3 separate regions of the Mus musculus genome follow, and regions 1 and 2 are each linked to region 3. Evidence: chromatin contacts called from ENCODE Hi-C or POLR2A ChIA-PET data. All regions are on one chromosome and are shown on one strand. Each heading gives the region's core, a stretch centred on a gene start or an enhancer-like site at or near the end of the contact. The rest is flanking DNA. Distances are from core to core; before and after follow the strand shown. Region 1 holds the start of Casc3 (cancer susceptibility candidate 3). Region 2 holds the start of Ormdl3 (ORM1-like 3 (S. cerevisiae)). Region 3 holds the start of Psmd3 (proteasome (prosome, macropain) 26S subunit, non-ATPase, 3).

What was found. Hi-C counts contacts between places; a loop is a spot of excess contacts on that map. ChIA-PET counts read pairs that join two places held with the same protein, here RNA polymerase II (POLR2A).
Region 1: POLR2A ChIA-PET joins it to region 3 with 20 read pairs in Patski. The contact joins the promoter of Casc3 here to the promoter of Psmd3 in region 3. POLR2A ChIA-PET finds 5 or more read pairs at or near these places in 3 of 5 experiments (Patski and embryonic stem cell).
Region 2: POLR2A ChIA-PET joins it to region 3 with 24 read pairs in embryonic stem cell. The contact joins the promoter of Ormdl3 here to the promoter of Psmd3 in region 3. A Hi-C loop is called at or near these places in 1 of 37 maps with a recorded cell type or tissue (T-helper 17 cell). POLR2A ChIA-PET finds 5 or more read pairs at or near these places in 4 of 5 experiments (Patski and embryonic stem cell).

The regions. Positions count from the first base shown.
Region 1 is chr11:98,807,552-98,811,712 of GRCm38, forward strand. Casc3 (cancer susceptibility candidate 3) reads left to right here and starts at 2,257. Exons shown (of 14, transcript NM_138660.2): 1 at 2,257-2,540; 2 at 2,908-2,935; 3 at 3,347-3,384. The coding sequence starts at 2,313. It overlaps Gm12359 (predicted gene 12359), which reads right to left and starts at 2,538. Exons shown (of 3, transcript NR_033551.1): 1 at 2,125-2,538. It overlaps Msl1 (male specific lethal 1), which reads left to right. Exons shown (of 9, transcript NM_028722.3): 9 at 1-308.
Region 2 is chr11:98,585,651-98,589,728 of GRCm38, forward strand. Ormdl3 (ORM1-like 3 (S. cerevisiae)) reads right to left here and starts at 1,595. Exons shown (of 4, transcript NM_025661.4): 1 at 1,478-1,595.
Region 3 is chr11:98,681,171-98,684,967 of GRCm38, forward strand. Psmd3 (proteasome (prosome, macropain) 26S subunit, non-ATPase, 3) reads left to right here and starts at 1,384. Exons shown (of 12, transcript NM_009439.1): 1 at 1,384-1,767. The coding sequence starts at 1,560.

The sequences.
Region 1 (4,161 bases), core at 1,007-3,506, 130 kb after region 3:
GAGTCACCTGCTTCCCCTCCGTGGGGTACAACACTGTGAGATTCAGTCTTCAGCAGAAAGAGAGGCCCTGCACTTCTCTGAAAACATAGTTCCTTATTCTTTCTTTAACAAAGTTTAAGCTAGTGTTAATAAATTAAAAGAGAAATTGCTTGTCTCTCCACCTCAGCTTTATTTTATGCCCGTTTCATATCGTTGTCTGTGCTGTAATTCATACTTTTGATACCATTTCTGATGTGTAAAGTCGGCTGTCTTGTAAATATCTTATAAAGAGTTCAATTGTAAATAAACTATTGTGGCCGTTAACTTTTGAACTTTTGCCTCATTTTATTAGATTTGTTGGGAAACATTATATCTGCTTGTATATATGAAAGAATGGGAAAGAATCTTCATATTAACCCAAGTGAAATAGAGAAATACATCACCGCCCTTCTAATCAGGGGCTCATCCATTGTGTCAGACTCTAGCGTGTGTCTGTATGTTCCTTTGTCCTGAGCCCTTCCTTACACATAAATGGCAAATTACAAAGCTTGTAGGCAAGACTTTATAGGTCACCTACTCAGTGTTTGATACATGATTTTCCCTGGATATCAGTCCAGATAAATGAAGTCCAGATCCGCTTGACCACAGTGTCTTCCTACACACATCTTCTGTATGCTTGAAAACCCTCATTGTAACTTGAAAGCACTGGCTCTTGTTTTGTGACTACAATGATATAGAAAGATCAATCTCTTAGCTCCTTACTTCTCTAATAAGACTCATGTGGGACCCCAGACCATCTGTCTATTCATGCTAAACATTGACCGTTTCTCACAACTGTTTCTCAGGAGGACTGCTATCCCAAGCACCCACACAGCCAGGAGAGCCCCAGGTTCAAGATCAGCCTAGCTTCCATGAGACCCTGTCTCAAAAAACAAAAGAAAGTAGGATCCAGAGCAGGATTACAGGTATTGTCCCCTCATAGCCTGCATCTGGGGAGGCTGAAGCTGGTGGGTCCCGAGTGATGAAAAGGCTAGCTTGAGGTCATAGATTTTCTTAAAAAAAAAAAAAAAAAAGAAAAAAGAAAAAAAACATCCCAAGCTGGATTCCGACCAAACAACTAAAGGACAAAGTGGCATGCTATCCTTGTCCTTATTTAGACACTCAACTTGGCAGTCTTGCTGCACCATTTTAGATTGTGATGGATAAGATTCTTATGCCTTTCACACTTATTAAATCATGCATCCTCCATTTTGAGTTCAGGCAGTTGTTTCTGGAGCTGAACTCCATGATACATTTGGCCACCTGTCACCAGTTGAATCAGTCCCTGCAGACAGTCATGATTCCTTGGAGTCTCATACTGTTTATAGATCTGGTAAGCAGTGGGGACCTTTAGCTATTTATGAAAACAGCTCAGAGTCCTCTTAACTCATCTATTTGATGTATATTAACAATATGCAGTAATAAATTAGCTTACAAACTATATGTTGCTGCAAGGTAGTTGTGCTGAGTTTTCTTTCACTGCTGATAAATGCATACCCAAAGCATTCTCTGTAGAGTAACAATGCACCAGGATTTGAAACTAATACCTCGAGACATTGAAGGGGCAGAGAGGGTCCAAAACTAGCCTCTTAACTAGTCAAGGGTGATCCAGCTCTGATGTTTTAAAAGCATAGTAAGACTAGTGTCCTTCCAACCTTCAGTTCTCAAAATGAGATAACTAGGTTAGGAAGACACATGGAGAAAGGAGATTTTGAATACACCCAGGAAACACCGCAATACTAAGTTCTGTCCCCACTGCAGTTTCTCCTTTCCCCTAAATTTAGACTGAGGTGAAGAGCTGGCAACTGACGCAGGACTAAAGGCTTTTTCACCTGGACTCGTGATTTTTAACCATGCGAAGGAATACAGTAAAATGTTCTGTATAGAATTCAGGGGAAAGCGAGCAATGGAAAACGAAAATCATGCAATTGCTCCAACGTCGCACTGGAGCTAGAAGAGCTCGAAACCCTCCCCAAGGAAAGTCCAAGATGGCCGAGCTAAGAACCCGAAGAGGATGCAATAGCCCCGCTCCCAGGCGCCCTCCGCCCGCCGGGGCTAGGGGTGTGGGGGTGTGGGGAAATAAAGCGCTAGGCCACGCCTCCTTACATCACCGACAGACGTCATCTCGCTCTCCAGAAAACGTGCCGCAGGGTGCAGGCCCCGCCCCGCGGAAAGAAGGGCGGCCCTCCCTGGACGTGAAGCACGCTGGGACTCCGGAGTCTCGAGCTTCCCGGCAGCCTCCGCGGCGGGCGTGGTGCGTAAGGAGCTGACCAGCGGTGGCCGTTCTCCGTAAGATGGCGGACCGGCGGCGGCAGCGCGCTTCCCAGGACACGGAGGACGAGGAATCCGGGGCTTCGGGTTCCGACAGCGGCTCTCCGGCGCGGGGCGGCGGCAGCTGCAGCGGGAGCGTCGGAGGCGGCGGCAGTGGCTCGCTGCCTTCTCAGCGCGGCGGCCGCGGCGGGGGCCTTCACCTGCGGCGGGTGGAGAGCGGGGGCGCCAAGAGCGCCGAGGAGTCTGAGTGTGTGAGTGAGCGGCGGGCGGTCCAGGGCGGCGACCCGGCAGGGGGCGGGCTGGAGATGCTGTGAGATGCCGGGCCTCCTCTTAGAGGGAAAGAAAGGTTGTCCCGCTGCGAATCTGCATCCACCCAGAGCCCCGGGGAAGGAGGACTGGGTGGTTTCTGAGCTCAGGGCGTGCAATGTTTACACGGAAACTGGGGCTGGGATGTAGAGAACCGCCATTCTCGATGTGACTTCTGAAGATTTATCTTGCCCCATATTCCTACCCAACCATCTGTGTTGATTCTTCAGTCGTCCCTCACGGTTATCTGCGGGTGGGCTCCCCGCGTCTGGAAATCACCAACTCTAACCTGTGTGATCTTCTTCCTCCCAGGAGAGTGAAGATGGCATGGAAGGAGATGGTGAGTAATTTTACTTTATCTTGAATTCTTGTGGATGTAAATTAAGGCCATGTATATCTTACACTGGGTCTTTCTCGGTTTGTTAGGGGTTTTTGGAGAGCGTTCCCCGGGAGTGGCGTTTGTGTCATGGTGATGATGAGCATGCTTGTTTGGTTTGGTTCCTTTTTGGAAGGTGACAGATTGAGTGCACTGTGGTGACTTAGAATAACACCTGACAACAGCATAGTTTTTCGTCAGTGTGGTCCCAAAGTTCTCCATCTGTCAACAGAAACTATAATTTTATCTGCCCCAGAAAGTTGCTGCGTCCACAAATTAAGTGAGGATGTTTGCCTGGCCCAAAACGAACTGTCAGAAATGTAGTAACAAACGTTTATGTTATTACATATCACATAATTTGTCTTTTCCTTTCAGCTGTTCTTTCCGATTATGAAAGTGCAGAAGATTCAGAAGTGAGTGTGATAGATTCTTTTTCCTTATGGCGTAAGTCAGAAAATGTCTCTTTAAAAAAACCTCTAGCTGTGTGGTACAAAAATTCCCTGACTTGCTTCTCTTATACATTCTTCTCGTGTGCTTTTAAAAGTCTGTTAGAAGTCTGGTGATGGTGGCACATGTCTTTAATTCCAGCCTTGCCCGGTTAATGACTGCAACTTGAAGCCACACCTCTTGAAGGGACAGGTTACACTTAGTTGATTTATTCTCAGTAAAGAAAGTGAGTTTGTGAGTCAGAGAATACGATGCTGAAATCCTTTACAAGGTGTTGGACAGGGTCCTTTATATGTCTGGATTGAGAAGACAGCCACTTGACTGGCTCCTCATGCATGCATGATTTTGAAATCTTGGAAGGACAGAATTCTGAATAGTTTGTGCAAAAACGCATCCTTCGTGGTGGTGCATGCCTTGAATCCCAGCAATTGGGAGGCAGAGGCAGGCAGATTTCCGAGTTCGAGGCCAGCCTGGTCTACAGAGTGAGTCCCAGGACAGCCAGGGCTATACAGAGAAGCCCTGTCTCGAAAAACAAAACAAAACAAACAAACAAACAAACAAACAAAAAAACTGCATCCTTTATTTTATAGCTAGAGTTTTTTGGTATCTGTGGTAATGTTTTCCAAATCAGAAAACATATTGTGAACTTTGTTTTGATTGGATGGTAGCTGTAGATACTGTCAGAATGACATTGTCATGGAGTTAGTTATTTTGTGCAGGATTGGTTGAACAGACTCGTGTTC
Region 2 (4,078 bases), core at 345-2,844, 95 kb before region 3:
CCTGGCTCATTAAGACAGATAACTGGTCCCAACAGAAACCCAAGGAACTAGAACACCAGTTGTTTACCTTCCTCAGGCCTTAGGGCCCTTAACAGAGCCCACCCCTGGGACATCTACTATGTAACAGCCTCCATGGGAGGGCAGGGACTGAGAGCTAAAGTCTCTGAAAGATCATTAAGGTGAGGAAAAGTTTCCCAAGTCTCGGCAGAAACTGCTGTCCTTCTCCATTACACAGCCCTACAGTGGCACAGCTATAGACACAACTCCCTCACACTGCGGTTCAGTAGTGCCAAACCTCTGGCTGGATCCCAGGACTGCAAGACCCTCCACTCCTTTCTGGCTCTAACAGGGCATCTAAGAGAGCCTAGGTGACCCCACGGGAACTGTCTTCCTAAAGCCTAAGTGCTAGTTGTCTTTTAAAGCAGGTTAGGAACTTCAGGAGACTGCTGCACCCTCTTTCACCATCCTCCCAAAAGTACTCCTGAGACTTTCCTGTGGCTTTGTGTATTTCCATTAGGACACAACTGACCTTTCTCCCAGAAGTGAAGAAATAGGAGACTGGCAGGGGCAGAAAGGTCTGGGGTGACCAGACTGAAAACTGCTACCACAACTGGCAGGTAGCTGGTGTGATTTCATAATCTGCCTCAAATCAGAGCCTGAAGCAACTCCGTCCTGTTAACCACTTTTTTTTTTTTTAAACTTTTGGCTATGGTATAGCTCTTTGCCTCTTTTCCATGCAGGCCCAAGCCAGTCTGTCAGACACTCATGCCAAGACCAGATTACCACCCCCATCTCCTCCCTCCCGCCTTCCCCCCCTCCCCGCGGCGTTAACCATCCGGTAAGCACTTCCCAAATCCCTCCCCAGTTTAAGACTTGCCCTTTATACAGCAAACCTGTTCCCAAGGGATCCCAAGAGGGAGTTCATGCAACACACAATGTCGCTTCCACTCGGCCCACCCTCAATCTGCAGAACCACGGTTGTCCTCGCCAGCCCGACTCCTGGACTCAGGAAAGTGGGTGTGGAAAAAAAAGCAAGCCTCCACGAGTCAGGAGCGAGGGAACGGTGTCCTCGATATCTTGGGAGTATGTGTATGAGAACTCCTTCCACGGGGCCTCCCGCTTCTGCTCTGCAGCCTGGTACCTCGCACTAGCAGTCTGGCCGGGTTCGGGGCCCAACCCCCATCTCCACGCATTCACTCAACCCTGGAGGCAGCCAAACCTTTATCCCTTAAGTCCAGCCGTTCCCCGCCTCCCACCCCCAGCTGCAGCGCTCCTCCCGGATTATCACCCCCGGCCCCCTGCTCCCACTTTCCTCTTTTGGCACTCCTTCGCCTGATGCACGCACTCTCCACCCCCAGCCACCCAGCTCAGGTCTCCTCCTGCGCGGACGCCTCCCCAGCAGCAGCCTTCTCTCCCGGCTCTCCAACCCGTGGAGCCTTCGGGCTTCACCACTCCGATGCCACCCGTCTGGACTCACCGCGCGGGGTTGGAGGTCGAGGGCCCGGGAGAGAGCCCGAGAACCCGGGCCGCGGCCGCTCCAGCAGCTGTAACAAACCAGCGGCGGTGGCTACCCCGCTGGCAGCTCTGGCCGAATCAGCTCCCCGAGCCGGGGCGGTGACGTCACTACCACGCGCCTATCACGTTGTGCCTCTTGGGAAGTGTAGTTTCTAGGCTGCCTCCTCACCGGCCCGCCCGGCGCCTCCTGGGAGTTGTAGGCTTTTCCCTGGTCTAGCTTTTGATCCCACCGCGAGCTTTGGCACCCCGCAGAACGTCCCACCCTGACGCAATAGTGAGATCAGATGCTGTCTCTTTGGTGCGTTAACAATTGTAGCTTTTGCATCTGCGCCCTTCACGTGTTGCACAAGCGGTTTGTCCATGTCCCATCTTGTAGTCGAAGACTTAAGAGTTTTAAGTAACCTGCATTAAGGCCCTGCTAAGATAGCCTGACCCTAAATGCAGAGGTTGTTTTGGTTTGGTTTTTTCCTAACCGTCGCTGCCTGGGCCCCGGATTATCTCCAGAAGCCGAGAAACACTACCCTTTGCCCCGAAGGAGCCCCATTCACTCCCGGGATTACATTTTTCAGGACTTTAGTTGGGTACATGTGTTCAGGGTAGAGACAGGAGCCTGTGGGCATCTTTGGCCCACCTAGTCTTTATGCTTAATCCTTGCTGGTGTAGGTCTGGCCACTCCTGGATCTCCTCCCTACATCAGGTATAAAATAGGATTTATGTCATAGGACGAGACCTTACTAACGTGAGGAGCTTTGAGCTTCTGTCTGAGGTTAATACGTGTAGCTTTAGGTAGGGAGCCTCATTTCTGCAACTTTCATGTCTGGAAGCTCTGAAAAGAAGGGCACAGACTTTATTGCTAGGTACATATAGTGTATGTACATCTTTATTGGCAGAGTAAGCCTGGACAAATGACTTGTCTTAATCTCAGTTTTACAGCTGTCAAAACTTACTCCCAAGGTTGCTTTGATATTTCAAAAGAATGTCATACAAAGCACTTCTTATCTTGTAGGAACGCAACTAGAGTGTTCTTTGGCTCTCCTAGGTCACTCCCACTTTCCACGTCAACAATAGAGGGCCTCCTTTTAGTTGTTTCTACTTCCCCCGCCCACCTTCTCAGTCTCGTGCCCATAAACCCTGGCAAGGCTGGAATGACAGGAATAGATGACGTAACAGATGCCAGCCTGGCTGGCTGTATATGCGCGACGGACTGAACATGCGAGGACTGGAAGGAGAAGGCCTGCCCGGACAACCTGGGGAGCTTTTTCCTTAGACCCGCCCATCATCAGGGAGCTGCCAGAGGGGGTGGGGGCGGGGAGGAATAGCTGTCTCCGGCCGGAGGCGGAGCCCTGGAAGCCAGGAGTGAGTGTATATCTATCTGACTTACCCTGAGAAGTAAAAATGGGCAGCTTCTCAAGTATTCCAGAGGCAGGGGCCCTTCAGATCCGAACATCTAACTAACCGTCCTTCAGCCTCTGTGAGACTGAAGAAGCCTCACAGAGACACCCCCACACTTCCACACTCCCACACCGCACCTCCACCCCCTATTCCCTCCTGCTCAGCCTTAGAGCCAAAACAATGGGGGGGGGGGTGTTTTTGTTTTTGAGTTTTGTTTTGTTTTTTTTCCAAAATGAACTTGCCGGATTCCTTTGATTTTTTTTTTTTTTTCCTGGAATTCTTCCATTGTCCATCAAGTTGGTTGAGCTCTGGATCTTTGCCAGTTTTCTCCCATCTCTGTGAAGTTCAGGGACCAGACAGGGTCTACATCTCAACAAGGCACTCTGACTAATGCAGACTCCATTGGCAAGGTCACTGGCTATGTCATGGCCTATTAATAGCTCCTGTTATCAAGTTGTTTTTTTTTTTTTTCTTCCACAATGGGAATGAACAAAGTTCTGGTTCTTTCTGCCTTGTGGTAAGTTATGGATCACATTCCACTCGAGTTAACTCGAGTCCCTGTCACCATCTCCTCTAATTCATTGCCTCAAGACAACCAAGTCTTCCTCTAGCTGTGACGCCTGAGCACTGTTCAGGAAGAGTGAAAGCACAAGGCACCGGGGAACACGCAATCCCTGGGACAAAAGATTGACACCGTGTGCCAAGGAACTAAATTGTCCATGCCCTGAAGGCATGACTGTATCCACATCTAAGAAAGCAAACCCATTTACAGCACACGGCTCCGTGTGAGAGGTTGTGTATCCCAGCAATGTCTCTAGCAGTGAAATCCTGAGAGCCATGTAAGTGCCCAAGAAAAAAGGGAATGCTCTATCCACACTGGGCAGAAAAATACGAAACCACTTATGGCTGTAGAAACTGTGGCATCATGGGAAAACAGCTGCCGGATGATATGAAAAGATAAGGATAGAGACTTCGAGTTTCTCAGGGATGTCGTCAGCAAAACCTAGGTCAAGGGGCACAGGTGCGTTCTAGGAAGCAGAGGTCGGGCACTCAAAAATTGGAAGTCAACCTGGGTAGCACAGTGAGTCAGTCCTAGGACAGCCTGGGCTACATAGCAAGACTATTTGAAACTCAAGAGCCAGGCATAGGGTCCATGCCTATGGTCCCAACA
Region 3 (3,797 bases), core at 134-2,633:
GATATAGGGGGCTTTGGAGATAGCATTTGAAATGTAAGTGAAGAAAATATCTAATTAAAAAAAAAAGCATTTATGCTTAGTAGTGGTGGCAAATGCTTGTAATTCCAGCATTTGGGAAGCAGAGTGAGTTCCCAGACATCCAGGGCAATACAGAAAAACCTTTAAAAAAAAAAAAAAAGCATTTATTTATGGGGGAGGGGAACTCGAGCCTCAGCATGCTTATGGAGGTCAGAGAAAAGCGTGAGACTCAGTTCTCTCCTTCTACCATGGGACCCAGGGATCAAACTCGTGTCTTCATACTTGGCAAGCACCTTTACTCACTTGAGCCATCTCACCACCCCCTCAACATTACTTTCTTTTTTTTTTCTTTTTTTGGAGACAGGGTCTTTTTGTGTAGTTCCCGCTGTCCTGGAGCTTGCTATGTAGACCAGGCTGGCCTTGAACTCAAAGATCTCCCTAGTGCTGAGATTAAAGTTGTGTACCACTGAGATTAAAATTATGTACCACACCTAGCCCTACATTACATTCTTGAGCTGGTGTTTGTTTGTTTGTTTACTTTTTCGGGAAAGGGTTTCTCCGTGTAGCCCTGGTGGTCCCGGAACTCACTCTGTAAACCATGCTGAGCCTCGAACTCACAGAAACCCACCCGTCTCTGCTTCCTGAGTGCTGGGATAAAAGGCATGCACCACCACGCTGGGCATGTTGGGTTTTTCAACAATCTTATATATACTGGCCCTGAGCAGTATACAACGTGGACTCCTATTATTAAATTTGACTAATTCTACACAAATACACACGACCCCCACATTCCCAGGCTGCAGAGAAGGTATGCCTTATACTCAGCATTATACAAAAATTTGACAAGGAAGTTCGGATGCCCTGGGGGTTGAGCTCAGTTTATCGAAAGCCAAACAGCCTAGCTACACGTCCACAAGCTCCTTTTCTTTCTGGTGCTGGAAGCATCTGGCGGGCGTTGAGAGCACGAGCCTGGCGGATTTCATTGGGGACCTGACCCGCGCAAACTGGGAGAGCTTGACCGGGGCGGGGGTTAGGGGGGTGGAGAGGAATCTGCCCGGCAACTCATGATGTCATCCCCATCTGAGCTCCGATAGGTCCTACCCACTTACATGTTAGAGTCTGTTGTAGCCCAGCTTGGAGTCTAAAGTGACCTCTCGCGGACATCCAAAGATGTACACTAGAGAGGAAGATAAAATCACCACTCTCAGGTCCCACAAATTCCTGCAGACTCCTCCCAGTTCCTAGAAGGTCCGCCTTCATCGTTTCTTGAAGACTCCTCCCACTTCCTAGAAGATCCGCCTTCATCGTGCACCTCGGCTGTTGATTTATTTTCCCTCCCTGGACTCGGCCATCTGCTCGCCATGCCTGGCATTTCCCAGAAGCCCCAGCGCCGGGAAGGAGTTTGCAGCTGCTCGGTCATCGTGCGGCCCGACGCGAGCCCGCGCTGGTGTGCAGGCCCGGCTCTGTGCCTGGTCTCTGGTGTGAGGGTTTACGCGAGGCCCCTGCTTCGGTCCCCGGACTAGGCCTCGACCCCGGGCGCCATGAAGCAGGAGGGCTCGGCGCGGCGCCGAGGCGCCGACAAGGCAAAGCCGCCGCCGGGAGGGGAACAAGAACCGCCGCCACCGGCCCCCCAGGATGTGGAGATGAAAGAGGAGGCAGCAGCTGGGAGCGGCTCCACGGGGGAGGGAGACGGCAAGGCAGCTGCGACCGAGCACTCCCAGAGAGAGCTGGACACTGTCACCTTAGAAGGTACGGGAGCCCACGTCGGGGTCGTGCCGCGATCACCGGTGACAGCGGCCAGGGTGATGCGACTTCTTGCTGGGACCTCTGCGTAGCCTCCACCTACCTTGGTTCCTTCGGTCAATGGAGCTGGGGTCAGAAGTGCCCGCCCAACCACCCTGACTCCCTCGACCCCAGCCGATGACCGAACCTGTTCTCCAGTCTGCGGACTGCTCTCCTCCTCTGGGGTTGCATCTTAGTCTCACCGAGCCTTTTCTTCAGTCCTTCCCAGTGATCTACTCCATCCGACCGATTCTAGCGCCTGTTATTGCTATGTAGAAAGTAGCATTTGTATTTGTGTCTAGAGAAACCAGGGTAACAGATTACACTAGCCTCTTAGTTTAAGAGTTTATAAAAATGGGTTCTGTAGCTCTAGGCTCCTTTAGCAAACTCCCTCGGAGAGCCATTTCTACCTTCTGCCTTCCTTCTGTAGTTGAAGCATCTAAACTAAAAGTCCCGGTGCACTTTTCCACTCTCTTAAGGACCTTACCCCTCCTTTCCTAAAGAGTTCAAGCACACGCACGCTTTTACTTCTGAATCAGACCCCCTCCCCCCCCACCCCTGCCTTCTTTCTCTTTTAGTTTATAATGCCTACCTGTGGCCCCGACTCCTATAAGCCAACACCAGAGACCCGTTCTCAGGCTCCTATTGTCCCCTTGTCCCGCTTAAGTTGCTCTTTTACTTTTTCCACTTAGTATATCTTGTCCATGTGCGCGCGATGAGACTTTTCCGGGTGATCTGTAGTTTTTTCTCTCTGTGTGTGTGTGTGTGTGTGTGTGTGTGTGTGTGTGTCTCAACTGCACGAGAAACTACTTTAAAACATGGTGATAGGCCAAGTCATGCCCTGAGTTGTACTTTTGAGTGTAAGTATGTATAGACTGCATCAACTCCCATTCTAAACTTGGTAACAAGATCTGTATACAGTAAAGGTCTTCTTTCCTGAAATAAAAGTTTCCAGTGGCAGAAATGTCACTCAGCATCGTGAAATATTTCATGGTTTGTATTCACTGTAGAAATTCTGGAACATGTGAGCATTTTAAAGCAACAGGGAGAAACTTTTAACCAGAGTTGACATATTTCCTCGTGTATTTTCAAACTGCTCCATAATTGAAATCACTTAAGTATTCAATTTGGATCAGGGCATTCGTATGTAAAGATATTGTCATTTTCTTTTTGTTGTCTTCATTTAATACATCCATGAACATAGGGTTCAACTTATGCAAGAAGCATTTGTTGACTACTTAGTATAGTGATGGAGATTATATAAAGTCCAGAATCCGTTTCCCTGTTTGTGTGGGTGAATTAATAGCATTAGCTGTTTTGTTTGGGTTATTGTGAACATGGGAGCTCATGAGCTGTGCTAGCACATGATAGAAATACATGGTGGGCCCTCCATACATAGTCGCTGTAACTGTAGCAGTTACTGTCACACGCGAAGCACCCGTTGTTAAGTGGGCAGTGAGACTCAGAGCATTCTCTTAACTGCTGCACATCTAAGTTCTTCTTTTTTCTCATTTCTTGCTCTTTTAAGTAGTTTTGCAGTCCTCACTATTCCAAAGTTTTCAATCTACTTTTGTAACTACTTAAATATGGCTTCCCAGAATTTGTATACCTAAGTCAAAAAGGGTAAACATGTTTGAATTTCAGTGTGTGTGTATGTGAGTGTGAGTATCTTATCTGCATGTTTGTAAATGCACCACCTGTGTGCAGTGCCCACCAAGGCCAAAAGAGGTCATCTGATCCCCTGGGACTCTAGTTATGGGCAAGTGTGAGCCACCATGTGGGTGCTGGGAGCGGGGCCTCTGGACAGAGTGGCTGATACTCTTAACCACTGAGCCATCTCCTTACACCCCAGTTCTAAAGTTTTTTATATTGTCCTAAAAAATCTGACTTACAAATAAATGTTCTTTTCCCTACTGTTTAGGTTGCCACTCTTTTAAATATTGCTAATTTATGAGTATAAAAATGGTTCTGTTTTTAGATTTTTGAATGCCACCAAA